Regions from separate parts of the Mus musculus genome. Here regions 1 and 2 are each linked to region 3. The links are chromatin loops, found by intact Hi-C in ENCODE. Cell type or tissue: gastrocnemius. All regions are shown on one strand.

Region 1 (5,000 bases), 170 kb after region 3:
CTATATGCCCTTTTACCACCATAGTGAGAAGTATTCTGTTATTTTATATTCTATAGATGGCCTCGCTGAGACATCACAGACCATATACTATCCTGTGCATGTTTGTGTCTACCTAACAGAAGAAAGTCGTACAGTTAAGGATCATGTCTGAAACCACTTCACACAGCCCTCAGCTCCATTGCTGACTGGAAGATTCAGACCGTGACTACAATTGAAAAGAAACTGTTCATGATGAGGTATGAAGCAAAAGCTAGAAGAACATTTTCAACACCTTGGGTTACCAAAGGCAAGTGCATATGAAAGAAAGGGAGAGAAGCCCCGAGGACAGTTATCTGATTATAATTAGGCACTGAGGAAATTAAGTTTTGAAGGTGATCATATTTTTTCACAAAGAAGCTTATATTATGACTTCAAAGTAAATCAAGAGTACCAGAAGGAGGAAGTGACCATAGTCTATTCACAGTCATACAAAGCTCAGACCTCAAGTCTGGGCCCAAAAGCTACATTTGTAGTATTGTCAGACACATCCTTGAAAAGAAACTTCTCCAAAACAACAATAACAACAAACCGAACCAAACAAAAACAAAAACAAAAACAAAACCCCAAATCCACAAAACCCAAAAAACACAACTTCACAATTTTAAAACTACAGGTATGTTATCAAATGCTGTTACATAGGATGCAATATATGAATTCTTTTTGTTTTCAGGGTAAAGGCTAAATAGGTCAAATTTTATTAAGCTTCTTCAGAGTAGAATGCTCACTAACACCATATAAATAGTTAAGCCATATTGAAAAATCTTGTAAAGGGTAGATTCAGTCCACAGCACTAGTACCATGCCTGTGACATCAGATTTCTGGGACGTTTGGGGGCTGCCTCAGCCCACTCCTGGAATACAGTCTGTAACTATGAGAAGAGATGTACCACAGAGGAGGGGTCTACTCCCGACAGTGACAGAAGCCAGTGGCTGAAAGAGAAGTTCAAGCTGGCCTGGACCTTCCCAATCTGTCCTACTTAACTGATGGGTCACATAATGCCACCCAGAACGATGCTGTCCTGTTCTATGGTTAGCAAGCACAACCTTCGAGGAGAGACAGAAAATATTGTAGTACACATTTGGAGAATCCAGGCCTAGACATCTGCGGTCATCTAGCCAGACTGCTCCTCTCAGTTCCTGGGAAGCAGCCGTGTTACTTTAGTGATATCACCTCTGTGGATTTTCTCTGCTCATGATGTACCTGACCTGGACTTAAAGTGTCCCACCTGTATTTGAGCTAGGGTCTTACTATGTAACCATGGCTTGCCTGGAACTTTGTAGACCAGGCTGAGTTTGAACTAGACAGATCTGCATGTCTCTCCCTCACACATGCTGAACTAAAGGCATGGAGCACCTTTGCCCTGCTCTTGAAGTCCATTCTTGTATTATCCAGGGCTTTAGGGTACAGACTGACTTCCTTCTGTCACCTCCTTTTTTCTGACCCCTTCTTGACTCCACGTTGTTATGACTCCCTCTTCTCTCACCAAACCCCTGTCCACACAGGCCCTCTGAAGCCTAGGCTCCTAGTTTCTGTCAGCAAAACTCCTTTCTGACATGACCAATGTCCTGCTTCAACACTCATCTGAAGACCTTGACAATCAGTGACTGTGGTGCTTTCAAGGGCCTAGTTGGGGCCCTTCCCTTGGGGATTAAGTCTTTCACTTGGACCTTAGATGCCTAGTGCTCTCCTCCCAACTGCCTGCCCAGCCCTGTCCCACCCCTCTCAAGCCTGAGACACACACACTCTGGCTAGTGTACTCACAGCTTTTATTGCTAGCTTGAGCACCACCTGGAGAGTCCAGTTCCCAGGTATTCTGGTGGGATAGGCAGAAGTTTGTTGCATCCTGGTCCCCTCAGACACTCACACCAGACAGCCACAGGAGGCTCTGTAGAGCTCAAAAGGAGCCTTTAGGGGCCTGGCATCTCTCCTTCACTCTAGTGTTGCTAAGGCTTGTCATGCCAATGTCGGGGTGAGGACTCAGTCTGGCAGGACTCCCTAGAAGAGCCAGTATCCTCTCCATCTTCCAGTTGTGCAGCTTGGTCATATCTAGACGTCTCCAGGCCCCTGTATACTTGGTCTCTGATGTCCTCAAGGTATCTTCTCCTCACTTGCTGCTCACCTGGCTTGGGGACCTAATTTCCTTCTCTCTTGGATACCCTGTGAAACAATTTGCTTCATGCTTTCATAACTTAAAATAAAACAAGACAGAAAAAATAAAACCCCAATAAACACTAAGAGTAAAGCCATTCCTGAGATTGTGATTTAGAACTGCCCTTTAAGAGCTTCCCTTGGTGAGTCTGGCACAGGCTGACATAGTGCCTTCTATAAAATGTGGGAATCCCGACTGTTGAAAGACCGAGTGGTAGCTTGAATAGGAATGGCCCCACAGACTCGTATACCTGAATGCTTGAACCCCAGTTGGTGCAACTGTTTGGGAAGGATTAGGAGGTGTGACCTTGTTGAAGGAGGTGTGTCACTGAGGGTGGCTTTGAGGTTTAAAAACCTCATGCCCTTCTAGTTGGCTCTCTCTTTCTCATGGTTACAGTCTCAGTATGTGAGCTCTCAGCTACTGCTCCAGCACTATGCTTGCCTGCCTCCTGCTGTGCTCCCACAGGATGGTCATGGAATAATCCTCTGAAGCTCTAACAAAAGCCCCCAGTACTCTTTCTCTTCTGGTCCCAGGCGCTGCGGGAGCCGCGGGTTACCGTGAAGACGTGGCCAAGTCCAAGAACCACATTACACACAACCAGTCCCACAAATGGCACAGAAATGGCATCAAAACACGCTAGTCACAAAGATACGAATCCCTTAAGGGGGTTGACCCCAAGTTCCTGAGGAACATGCGCTTTGCCAAGAAGCACTACAGGAAAGGCCTGAAGAAGATGCAGGCCAACAATGCAAAGGCAGCGAGTGCACGCATGCGCAGAGGCCATCAAGGCCCTGGTGAAGCCTCAGTCTATCAGGCCCAAGATGCCAAAGGGCCCCAGCTGTAAACTCAGCCGCCTGGCTTTCATCGCTCACCCCAAGCTTGGGAAGCAGATTCGAAGCTACATGGCCAAGGGTCAGAGGCTTTGCCAACCAAAGCCCGAGGTTCAAACCAAGGCAGGGGCCACACAGCTCCAGCTAAGGCCCAGGCTTCAGCTCCAGCTCAGGCTCCCAAAGGAGCCCAGGCCCCTGTGAAGGCCCCATGGGAAAGGCTTCTATCTGCCAGTGTGAAGACAGATGGACTGCTGGGACACACCTACCCACACACTATTTGCAGATGACCAGTGTCCTATGCTATTTTTACAATAGACTCGAGGGAAGATCTGTTAAAAAAAGCCCCCAATAAACCTTTATTTTATAAATTCTTTTGGTCATGGTGTCTCCTCACAGCAACAGAAAAGTAATTAGGATAGAACCTGTCTGAAAACTCATAGCTTAGGTTTGCAGGCCTCTCCTCTGACCTGTTTTTCTTTAGCATTTGTAATTGTTTTTCATATTTTATTTATTGACTGATTTGTGACACTGTGTCACACTGTGTATGTGTGTGTGTGTGTGTGTGTGTAGGTCAGAGGACAACTTCTGGCAGTTTGTTCTTTCCTGCAATATGGGTCCCAGGAATTGAACTTAGATCATTAAGCTTAATAGCAGGTACCTTTACCCCCTGAGCCATCTTGCTGGCCTCTTGTTTATGTACTGAAAAGCTCCTTTGCTCAACAACGTTTCTTGTCTTTCTATTTTTCTGCTTCTTGTAGAGTTTTTGGTCTCTTGGACTTTGCTCTTTCTTTGAAAATTATTCCCTAAGGTTCTGACTTATGAAAAATAACTAATGATCTGTTGGCTCCACAGATAAGAACAAGTTACCAAATATCACTATCAAATAATACAGGATTCTATGCTACTTGTCTTGGAGAATAACAACCATACTGTTATCACAAGAGAATGATTTCATGTTAGACATTTACTCTTGGTCAGAACTCACTACAGTTGGCTGACTGTATTCAAAGCCTTGATTCCAACCTCTAGTGTGTAGACTTTGTCCTGAAGATAAAAGGTTACAACAACTTCTAGCCCTGTAGTACTTTAGATAAAGACATGTTCTAGAAATACAGTTTTGGAGACAGCTTGCCAAGAAGGTAGGAGCCATCAGAATGAGCATGTATTTAAAGTCACTATCAAGGTCCCTGTTCAGAATGAAAAGTAAACTTTCCAGTAACCCTTCCCCTTCAGAAACTCCTCTTATTCAGTAAACTAAACAACTATAGGTCTTAGGGCTGCAGAGGGGGCTCACTGGCTCTCTTCTAGAGGACTTGAGTTCCCAAGTCACCCACATGGTAGCTCACAGCCAGCTAATAATTGTCTATAATTCTACTTCTTGAGGCATACATATGGTATACAGACATACTACAGGCAATACACCCATATACATTTTTAAAAAATCTCATAAATAAGTAAATAATATGTTGGACTTGCTTGAGGATTCTTTTTATGGGGTTCAAGAGTGGGGAATTAGCTATTAGGGGGATCAATCTGGGTGGTTTTTACTCTGACAGACAAGTCATACATTTATTTTTCCTACTATTCCTATCCCTTCCAATAATACATTGGACTTTAATCATCTGTATGCCCAATTATGCATAGGCAGAAGTTGGTAAATAGTGGAATCTCTTTAAAAGCTTACTACAGAGCAGTTTTGTCTCACTGGATATACACCCACAATTAGCTCAGGTTAGACCCTATTCTTCCTACTCTGATCCTTTGAAGATAACATGGGCTAGAAACCATCTAAATTTAATTTACTAGGGGTGGAAGAAACTAATGTTATTGTCCAGATACGGGAGTATGGCAGCCTGATTCAAGAGGCGGTTCGAGGGCATTCTGGGGTGGCTCTATGAGTTGTTTGGAGAGGGGTGCATGAGCATAGTACGTGCAGGTGAAGAAACTAGGCTGCTACGGGCTTTACAAGAAGGTGGGTGTGC
Region 2 (5,000 bases), 140 kb after region 3:
ACAGAGTAGAAGGAGAAAACTGACTCTTGCAAGTTCTCCTCTGACTTGTATACAAATATGATGGTATATACACACACACAAACCCCAAATAAAATTAATTTTATTAAAAAAACTTCTGCTCCAGTGTGAAGACACAGCATCTAGTCCAGCCATGAGGCAGCGGAAAGGGTAGGATCACTTGACCCCAGGAGCCTACCTAGGACCCTTTTAGGAACCAACATCACAGCAGCTGTCAGAGAAGCAGCAGCATCAACAACATGAAGCACACGTGCGGTAACACACACAGGAGATGACTTCTCTAATGCATCAAAAAGAATCAGATTAAATAGTTCAGAAGAGTAAGGTTGACTGCTATAGGTAATTAAAATATATAAAATGCATGCCTTATGGTTCACTAAGCAAAACTAATTATTTTAATGGGAAAGCCAGCAAGATATATTAGAAAACCAGGTGTCAGATGTAGGAAGGTTTTAATTTTTATTTTTTCTTTCTGAGTGATTCCTAGTATAAAGTACTTACACTACAGATCATCATAATTACTAGATATCTGAAAATCCCTTAAAGATTTGAGTGAATTCCCACACTGGATCTTACTTGTGTTAGCTGCTTTGAACCCATGTCTAGATTCCAGGACATGCCCCTGGGAAAACCCACCTGTGTGGGTTCTGTCCTCTAGCCATCTGGTGGCTTTTTCCCTGCCACTACTGCTACAATGCCCAATACACATGATGAGGCCAGAGTCACCCAAAACCAAAACAAGCCCAACTTAGCTTATTTTTGGAAGTGTCACTTTTAAGGGGCAAAGAACAATACAAACATCTAGGCATGGTTGTGTGGTGGGTGGCACCACTACTTGGGAAGCAGAGGCAATAAATAGTTAAAGATTATCTGTAGACACACAGGTGAGCCAAGGCCATCCTGGGCTATATCAAATCTTATTTACAAACAAATAAACAAACAAACAAACAAACAAACAAACCCAAAAGATCAGTATGGAAAATGCTGCTAAGAATTAAGTTTTACAGAAATAACATGAATTCTAGCTTCTTGTTTTAAAAGCTCCTTCCTTTCTTAAAATACCAAAGTGGGGCTGATGAAATGGCGCACTGTGAACCTGTCATACCAGTGTGATGGTCGGAATTAGAATCCTAGAACCCATCCTTGTAAATGCTAAATGGGCTCGGTGACCTGCCTATCATCCCAGCATTTGGGAAGGAAAAACCGGGATCCTTGGACCAAGGCAGACTAACCATATAAGGAGCTCTGGGTTCAACTCACAGACCACGCCTCAGTGAATAAGATAGAAAGCGATGGAGGAGGACTCCTGAGGTCAACTTCCAGCCTCCACAGGCATGCTCAGGTATTTGCCTGCACAGCCCCTCATACATGTTCCCCACGTTCCAAACATGCTTATATGCATGCACACAGGAAAAATAATTATTAAAATGAACTGGCTAAAATATTCACAATTAAGGACAGAATTTAGAAATGCTAGAGAAATACTTTCCCTTGAGAAACTTAAGCAGACTGTACTTTTGTCCTCAATATCTAAGACTCTGGAGGGAAACTAACCTTAGTGTACAGAGAGATGCTCTCATAATACCAGGGTAAATGACAATCTAAGAATCGAATTACCCTTTCAGGAGGCTAACAGTACTGCTGAAAAGACACTTTTTTCCCTTAGACAGCAGCAATATTGTGGTGTAAAATGATCTATCAAGAAGCAAAATAGCTAATACAATGTGATAATAAATAATTCAGCAAAAAGGCTGGAGCCCATAGCAGGACACACGTTCCCACTAACGGCCCCCATGCACCCTCATGTGAGCAGGGCACACTGTTCCCACTAACACCTCCCATGCACCCTCATGCGAGCTGCTCTGAAGGGCAGCAGCAGCTCCCATGGCATCCTCATTTTCCCACCTCCAGCTGCACTGAGATCCACACAGCTTCGCTCGCAACAGAACAAGCAAACACACTGCACACAGAGGCTCTGACTTCAAGTCTGGCTTTCAGGATGATGTCTACAGAGGCAGAGTTGCCTCCTTTAAATTTTAATATAACCGCACACTCCATACAGAGGAGCTTCACTGCCCTCATTTTCCTCATATTCTGTTGAGATTTATCTACTGAAAGTGAACGTGTGCAGCAACATGTTAGACATGCACTTCCTTTTTTAGATGAGGTCTTGCTATGCTATCTAAGCTAACCTTAAACCTGTGATCCTCCTACTTTAGCCTTTGCAGTACCTGGGACGAGCCATGCAACATCACACCTGGCTAAAACTACTTCTCAAAGTACATTTAGTCATTGCTTGAAAAAAAAATGACTTCATAAAACTGCTGCTCCAACTCTAACGCCAGCAGCAAGCTTAATGGCTGCCAATATTTACAATCACTTACTGTGGTGGCTGTACAATACTTTTAAGTGTGCGACATTTATTTTCTTAAATAAACCTTGCTATTTCTTAAATAAAGCTTCCTGTTCTTCCTGTACAACTATAATTGACCTTTTATCACCTTGTTTCTCAACTGAGAGCTCCATATAATTAAAAATAAGATCCACACTTCCTATTCCAAGAGGAAAGACCAAGCAAAGCTACACTAAAATCAATGCAAAAACATCCAACAGCGTAAATCAAATTCTCTGGCTCAGTGTCCAGCATCTGGAACTCACAATCTTCTGGGCTCGGCAGCTCACACACACACACACACACACACTACACACACACACACACACACACACACACACACACACACACACCACACACACACACACACACACACACACACACACACACACAACACACACACACACACACACACACACACACACACACACACACACATAATTGTCTCACAGGCCCACACCAGCTTAGTGGTTACTCCATGGTCCTGCCATCCCTAATATGCTGGGGTCTATAACAGAGACTGCACCTTCACCAATGGCCTCCCAGCCTCTCTTCAGGGACTCTGACCTGCTACATAGTGTCAAGCCTCAGCTTCTCCTCATAGCCCACCCCCCCCCCCCCCACTTTTTCACTTTCATGCCTCTAAAATCAGTACCACATAGGAGACACTTATGACACTAAGGTCAGCTGCCAGTTTGAGATGCAGCCTTAAACCCCTCTGAACCACAGCTTCTATGTGCCCACCCTAAGGAAATATTTCCCAGTTTTCACCTCAGTGATACTGGTCTCTTGTTGATCACAGCTGATTTCTCAGCTCTAGCTAACCAGTATCTATTGTCCCAGTAAATCAAAGGTGTACTTTTCATACATTCTTAATTCAAATCTATCACACAAATGGCCTTCATAACCTTTAGACACTCTCCAACTTCCCTGTGAAGTTTCAGAAGCCAGGCCTCCGTTACCTGCACTCCTCCCAGCATGCTGATCTTCTGAGCTCCTACAACAGCTCTAAAAGAAACACTCAATGGCTTTTCCAACCTAAGGTCCCAAATACTCACAAAACAGTCAAAGGCATAAAAGACCACACGGTCAGGTCCTTCCAGCAACGGCCCACACTCTGGTACCAGTGTCTGTCCTAGTTTACTTTCAGTTGCTGTGAAATGCTAGGCAGTGGTACCCAGCACTCCAGAGGCAGGAGGACCTCTGTGAGTTTGAGGCTAGCCTGGTCTACAGTTCCAGGACACCAGGAAGTGTACAGGAGTACACAATAAAACCCTTTCTTGAAAAACCAAAATAAAACAAAATCAAACCAAACAAAACCAAAAACTACTGACCAAAACCAATCTGGAGATGAAAAGGTTTATTTGCCTCATCCTTCCGTCGACGGCCATCATTTCAGGAAGCCAGGGCAAGGTCAAGTTGGAATCCTGAAGTTGAAAACTGAAGCAGACCATGGAGGAACACTGCTTATTGGCCTGCTCAGCTATACAAGAAGGCCCATGTGCCTAGGGATAACACTGCCCACAGTGCACAGACCATCTACATCAATTAGTCATCAGGACAATTCTTCAGTTGAGGGTCCCCACTGAGTCTAGTTTCTGTCAAGTTGACAACAACTATCCAACTCACACTCTATTTTGCTCACCAAAGCAGTTATTTTACAGACCTGTGGTACCAGACCCAGCTCTATATTATTATTATTATTATTATTATTATTATTATTATTATTATTATTGACAAAGACAATGGATTAACAAGTCTGCCTTTAGGCTGGGGTCTATCTCAGTGGGAAAGCCCTTACACAGCAGGCATGAGACCCTGGGTTTGATCAACAGCAAAGAAGGAAGTAAAGAAGCAAGGACTTTGAGAGGCAAGAGAGGGGAAGAAAATCTGCTCAAAGCGAAAACACAGTTTACATAGACGGAAGTAACATCTATGTCCAGTTTCAATGTCTATGCTCCTTTAACTCCTTCATATGGTTTCTAATGGCTGCTATGAATGGCAGCGACTAACACAGTTGCCGAGGCATCTTATAGAACTCATAGCCTGCCTCTCCTCTTTACTCTGGTACACGTCCAGCACTCCGAAGCTTTTCATTAACCTGCTGAGTTCCTCAAAGTCATTACTTTCAAAGAGTCTCAACCCGGAAGGAAGGATCGGAAAGTACTCAGAGTATTATTTCAGCTTTGGCTAGTACTTCTTTAAAAAAACCATAATCCTGCATTCCACATGCCAAACTCTCCCATCTCTTTTTTTGAAATGGAAGATTGCATCTGGGTGTCTCAGAACCCAAAAGCACAAAGAAGCTAAAAGAAGTATTACTTCAAAAGGATGGACCATCTAGAGACTGCCATATCCAGGGATCCATCCCATAATCAGCCTCCAAACGCTGACACCATTGCATATACTAGCAAGATTTTGCTGAAAGGACCCTGATATAGCTGTCTCTTGTGAGACTATGCTGGGGCCTAGCAAACACAGAAGTGGATGCTCACAGTCAGCTATTGGATGGATCACAGGGCCCCCAATGGAGGAGCTAGAGAAAGTACCCAGGGGCTAAAGGGATCTGCAACCCTATAGGTGGAACAAC
Region 3 (5,000 bases):
AGAAATGTCTAAAGGGGTATTTTAAAGTTCCCTAGCAAAGTTTTCACACAAACTGAAGTCAGCAAATAGCTGGAAACAGATGTCAGCACAGTGGGCGCAGAGGAAGGTGATGCAGGAATGCACTTACGTTTCAAAACAGCGATCCACATTGTCAGACATCAAAAGCAGCATGCATAGCTGCTCCAGGGCTATTAGCTGCATGTCCCTTTCATCTCCCTGTCCCATCTGCAGCCATTCCAGCAACGTATCAGGATCTACATCTGCCATTGTCTTTAAAATGCTCCTTTGCCTAAATTGAAAAAGGGAAACGGGTTTTTCAAACATTTGTTCAGAACTGATCAGCCTGTGTAAAGACTTTTTTCTTGTACATCTGCTTGAACCAAGTTTCTGTAAGGTCCTCAGGTCCTCAAGAGACACACACACACACACACATGCATGTGTATATGTATATACATACAGAGCTATTCTCCAATTTCCATATTGCACTGTGATATGCACACGCACACATACTTGCACACACACAAAATAAGCAAATATATATGCTTTAAAAAAAAAAACTTTCCAGCCGGGCATGGTGGCACACTCCTTTAATCCCAGCGCTAGGGAGGCAGAGGCAGGCAGATTTCTGAGTTCAAGGCCAGCCTGGTCTACAAAGCTGATTTCCAGTACAGCCAGGGCTATACAGAGAAACTCTGTCTTGAAAAAACAAAAACAAAACAACAAAAAAAAACTTTCCAAACTGCAAAGTATTACTTCAAAAAGTATGCTACATATGCAGCAGTCTACTTCCTGGGCTTAATGCAAAAACCCTCAAGGCAAAACAGTTTAACACTGGAATGAATATATGCTGATTAGGTTGCTAGTTAACTAGAAACCAGAGCTGTCTTGGTCAAACACTATGAAACAAGTTTTGGATCCCAGTACTGTTATCACCAATGTCTGTGCCAAAAGGCAAAAAACATGTACAAAAAAGTTCTTTTACCAGTCAACTTCTTCCTGCAACCTCCCCCCAAACTCCACCAAAAATCGGAGCTTCAGATACGGGTCAGATCCAGTAGTTTTAAAGACCACTTTCCAATCCAATTCTTCTTCGGATTGAATTTCCCTTCTCACGAGTTTTGAATTCTCAAACTTACTCCTAAAATATGCCCAAATACAAACAGTAATTAGATATGAAATCTACCTATGCGGAAGTAAATACTGATAAGAACTTCTGGTAATCTAGGCAAATGTTCTTAAAACTTTTTTTTTTTTGGGGGGGGGGCTTGATGCTAAAGTAAATACAACTAACAGGTTACCACCCCCCCCCAGGCAGACGGACAGACAGGCAGACATTCTTTCTCCCATAGGATGGGGCAGTTAGTTTTTATGTAAAAAATTTTTTGAGAAGTAGTCTAGGCAGGCAAGTCATTACAAAAGCTTCTAGATGCCCGACCAAAGGACAGCGTTGCGTCCCACGCAATCCACCTGCCGGTGTGGGAACCTAGAGGCGGGTCGCGGTGGGCACCCATCGGCCGCGCCCGGCGGGGCTGCCCCATCGTCCTCGGCCTGATCAAGGCCGGAGCCGCGACGCTGACAGCCAACCTGGCTAAGTTAGCTACCTGCCTCCGGGCGGAGGGCGAAGTTCTAGAGAAGCAGCAAACCTGCGAGCTCAAGAGGAAGCCGCCGAGCGGCTGGGGTGCGGGTCTCCCGGAACTCGGAGGCCCAGCGGGACGTCCCCGGTCCCCGCCGGGCGGCTGAGCCTTACCAAGGACAAGGAGCGCGTAGCCGGAGCTCCGAAGCCAACAAGCCAAGCCCCGTAAGGCCCGGAGAGGGGAACAAAGGGCCCGATACGCAGAGGCGACGGCGGAAGACCGACCTCACCGCGCTGGGGTCCAGCTCCGCGCCCGCCGCTGGACTCGGCGGCCCGGATCCTCGCGCAGGCCCAGCCTGCCGACAGCGCCTAGCGCCCCCGCCTACCCTGACCGCAGGCTCTTACCCTGGCTCGCCGTACCAAACAGCTCCGGTCCAGCTCCAAGCAGGCCGCGGGCAGAGCCTGGCCCGGCCGCGGCCCTCGAGTTCCTAGGAAACCGCAGGCCGCGCAGGTCGAGCCAGGCAGGCGGCACAGGAAAAGCCGTGTCTCGTCCCTCCCCTTCCTCCGCGGGGACCCGGTGACAAGGAAGCGAGAGGCTCCCCCGAGCGGCGGCAGCCAGCGCGGGTCCCGACCCCAGCACGCGGCTCCTCAGACCCTGCGGTTCAGAGCCAGGTCCGCGCGGGGCCGTCGGCGGCAGCGGGGAGACGCCGCGTCCATCGCCAGCCGGGCGGGGGCAGGAGAAGGGTCGGCCGAGCGCCGGGCGGGGAGGCTGGTGAAGGCCGCGCCGGCGGAGGCGGAGCGAACGCCTCCCGGCCGCCCTGCCCGCGGCCACCTGGGGCGCTGCGGAGGCCGGACCCCGCGGCACGGGGCGACGACGGGGGGCGCCGGGCTCCTTCGGCGGTCGGCTACGGCTCTCCTCAGCCCGGCCTCCCGGCGCCCGAGTCGCCGCGCTGTCAATCCGCGCGCGCCGCCAGCAGCTGCTCCGCGCACGCTCCGCCCGTCTCGCCCGGCGCGAGCCGCTCCGGAGTCCTGCGGAACGGAGGCCACCGTCTCGCAGGCGCTCGGCGTGCCCGGGTCACCCCCTCCTCCGGACTTTTAAAGCCAGCGGTTTACCAGAACGCTTCCCAGCGAGCCTGGGAACTCGGCGAGCGCTGCGCAGCCGGGCGTTATCGCCTCGGCGCAGATGGGACCAGGACGGCTGCGGGAACTCGTGCCTCCTGCCTGCCCACCGTGGAGTCCCGGGAAGCAGCCAGCATCGAGGACTTCCCACACAGTTGCCTTCGGCTCGTGGTCACTTGTACTTCCGTAGTTATTCCCGTCAAACTTTTATTTCATGGGCGTTGAAAAATCAAATACTAGCCGCTGCTAGTGGAGTCCTCACGTAACCGTGACACTAGAGAACTGGAGGCTGGAGTTCAAGGTCATCCTTGGCTACAAAATGAGGTCGAGACTTGTCTGGGCTACAGGGCGGCGACGGTGGTGATGAAGAAGGAGCAGCCAAGGGAGAGAAAAAGAGGAAGAAAAAGACTCCATACTGAACTCATCCTTTGAACAACAACAACAAAATAGCAGTAGATACCTAATTTTAGGAAAGAACTGTATGCAAAGACCGAGGCTAGTAGTTTTCAACCCTGGCGGCACATTAGAGACACCCGGAAAAGTTTTCATTAGAAGAGTTTTAGATCCACAGCAAATTGAACAGAAAGTACAGAGAATAAGTTATGGCTACCCTGTTCTGTATCATGTGTTCCTGGCCAGGTAGGGCTAAGGACAGAGAGTTCCCACTGATCTCTTTGTTTATGGTTTTGCCCTTTCCAAAATATCGTTTCTAGTTGGAATTATTCACTAACACTCTTTAAGGATCCTCTGTGAGTTTTTATAGCTTGGTAGCTCATTTATTTGGTGTTGTGTTGTGTTTTGTTTTGTTTTGTTGTACTGGATTTTTTTATTTGGTTTTGTTTTTTACTTTTTGTTTTTCTTGTTGTTTTGAAGTGGGTATGCTTATGTAACCCTGGCTGGCCTAAAGTCAATATCCTCCTGCCTCAGCTTCCTGAGTATGCTAACAAGAGGGCTTCCTTCCTGAGTATGCTAACAAGTATGCTAACACCTGGCTTGGGAGCCCATTTAATTCTTACTGCTAAATAATAGTAAGTTGTTTAGATGTAACACAATGTGTTTCTTCATATACAGATGCCTGGAATCTACCTTCACAGACTATGAACGGCTCATGCAGAAATTTCCAAAGTTCCCCAACAGGAAAAATACTTTCTAACAATGTAGCTACCACAGGACTGTGGCCAGAACAAATGAAAAACTCTTCAAACCCAAGAATAAGAAAAAACCTTGCCAGGCAGTGGTGGCGCACACCTTTAATCCCAGCACTTGGGAGGCAGAGGCAGGTGGACTTCTGAGTTGAGGCCATCCTGGACTACAGAGTGAGTTCCAGGACAGCCAGAGCTACACAGAGAAACCCTGTCTCAGAAAAGAAAAAAGAAAAGAAAAAAACCTTAATTAGAAATTGTAAAAGACTGGAGACATTTAACCAAGAAGACATCCCAGTGGCTGGCGAGAAAGCATATGAAAGATGCTTAACATTATCTGGCCTTGAGAAATTGAAGATACTCACTGGTGGTCTGTGCGTTTGGTTCCCAGTACCCATATCAGGCAGCTCACATCTGATGCCTCTGGCCTCTACAAGCACCTGCGTTTACATGCATTCACCCACACACAGGCATGCACATGTGCACATAATGTAAAAGTAATTTAAATAAATCTTTGAGGAAAAGAAATTTTAAAATAATACTCTAGAGCTATAGATAACAGCTCAGTTGGTAGGGTACTTACCTACTACACACAAAGCCTGGGTTCTCTGTCCAGGACTGGATAGAACCAGGCCCTAAAACTGGGATTGGTGGGACAGACGGACAGACTTTTAATTTCCATCACAGGCAGAAGAAGCAGTTCAAGAGCTTCCTCAGCTACATAATGAACTTCCTCAGCTACATAATGAACTGGGTTCCAGCCTAGAATACATAGAATGACCGTGTCTGAAGAAGGGAAAAGAGGGCAGAGGGAAGGAAGGGAACACTCGAGACTTCTAAACATCATTAGAAGGGCGAAAAACCAAAGCCCAATAACACCAAACGCTGGAAGGGTGTGATTCAGCCGGAGCGCTCTTGGTACCCGTGGAAAGTAATAGTGCCCCTGTGTAAGATAAAAAAAGGCTCTGGTTTTGTAAAAGCAGGCATGGGCAAAGCCAAGAACCTAGGACCCACATGAAAGCCCACAGGCAGTGACAGGTGCCTGCGGTCCCGGCGCCTCCCGCGGAGAGCTAGGAAACAGAAGAATCACCTGGAATCTTACAGGCCAGCTCTCCAGGGGCGGGGCGTGATGCAGGGCAGAAAGGAGAGAGAGAGAACCAACTCCC

What was found. A loop is a pair of places that touch in the nucleus more often than their neighbours do. Peaks named below come from ENCODE experiments on the same cell type or tissue, not always from the same donor. Only the 100,000 strongest peaks of a DNase experiment are listed, where the experiment ranks them.
Region 1: it touches region 3 in a loop (2.3-fold over the local background); 17 of 42 quality-filtered maps call a loop at or near these places.
Region 2: it touches region 3 in a loop (1.8-fold over the local background); 3 of 42 quality-filtered maps call a loop at or near these places.

The regions. Positions count from the first base shown.
Region 1 is chr12:51,992,283-51,997,282 of GRCm38, forward strand. It overlaps a transcript of Dtd2 not described here. Among named protein-coding and RNA genes, the nearest start is that of Dtd2, 12 kb to the right of the region's middle. In gastrocnemius, no CTCF peak of the experiment used is centred here; no DNase peak of the experiment used is centred here.
Region 2 is chr12:51,962,359-51,967,358 of GRCm38, forward strand. The region is part of intron 1 of Heatr5a (HEAT repeat containing 5A); the gene reads right to left. Among named protein-coding and RNA genes, the nearest start is that of Heatr5a, 6.5 kb to the right of the region's middle. In gastrocnemius, no CTCF peak of the experiment used is centred here; no DNase peak of the experiment used is centred here.
Region 3 is chr12:51,827,225-51,832,224 of GRCm38, forward strand. Hectd1 (HECT domain E3 ubiquitin protein ligase 1) reads right to left here and starts at 2,312. Exons shown (of 43, transcript NM_144788.2): 1 at 1,979-2,312; 2 at 128-289. The coding sequence starts at 267. It overlaps Gm5785, which reads left to right and starts at 961. Exons shown (of 4, transcript XM_011244243.2): 1 at 961-1,044; 2 at 1,631-2,005; 3 at 2,066-3,331; 4 at 3,764-5,000. The coding sequence starts at 961. The coding sequence ends at 2,917. In gastrocnemius, a CTCF peak has its summit at 2,384; DNase peaks (open chromatin) are centred at 1,734, 2,181, 2,315 and 4,913; H3K4me3 peaks cover 4,456 bases; H3K27ac peaks cover 4,920 bases.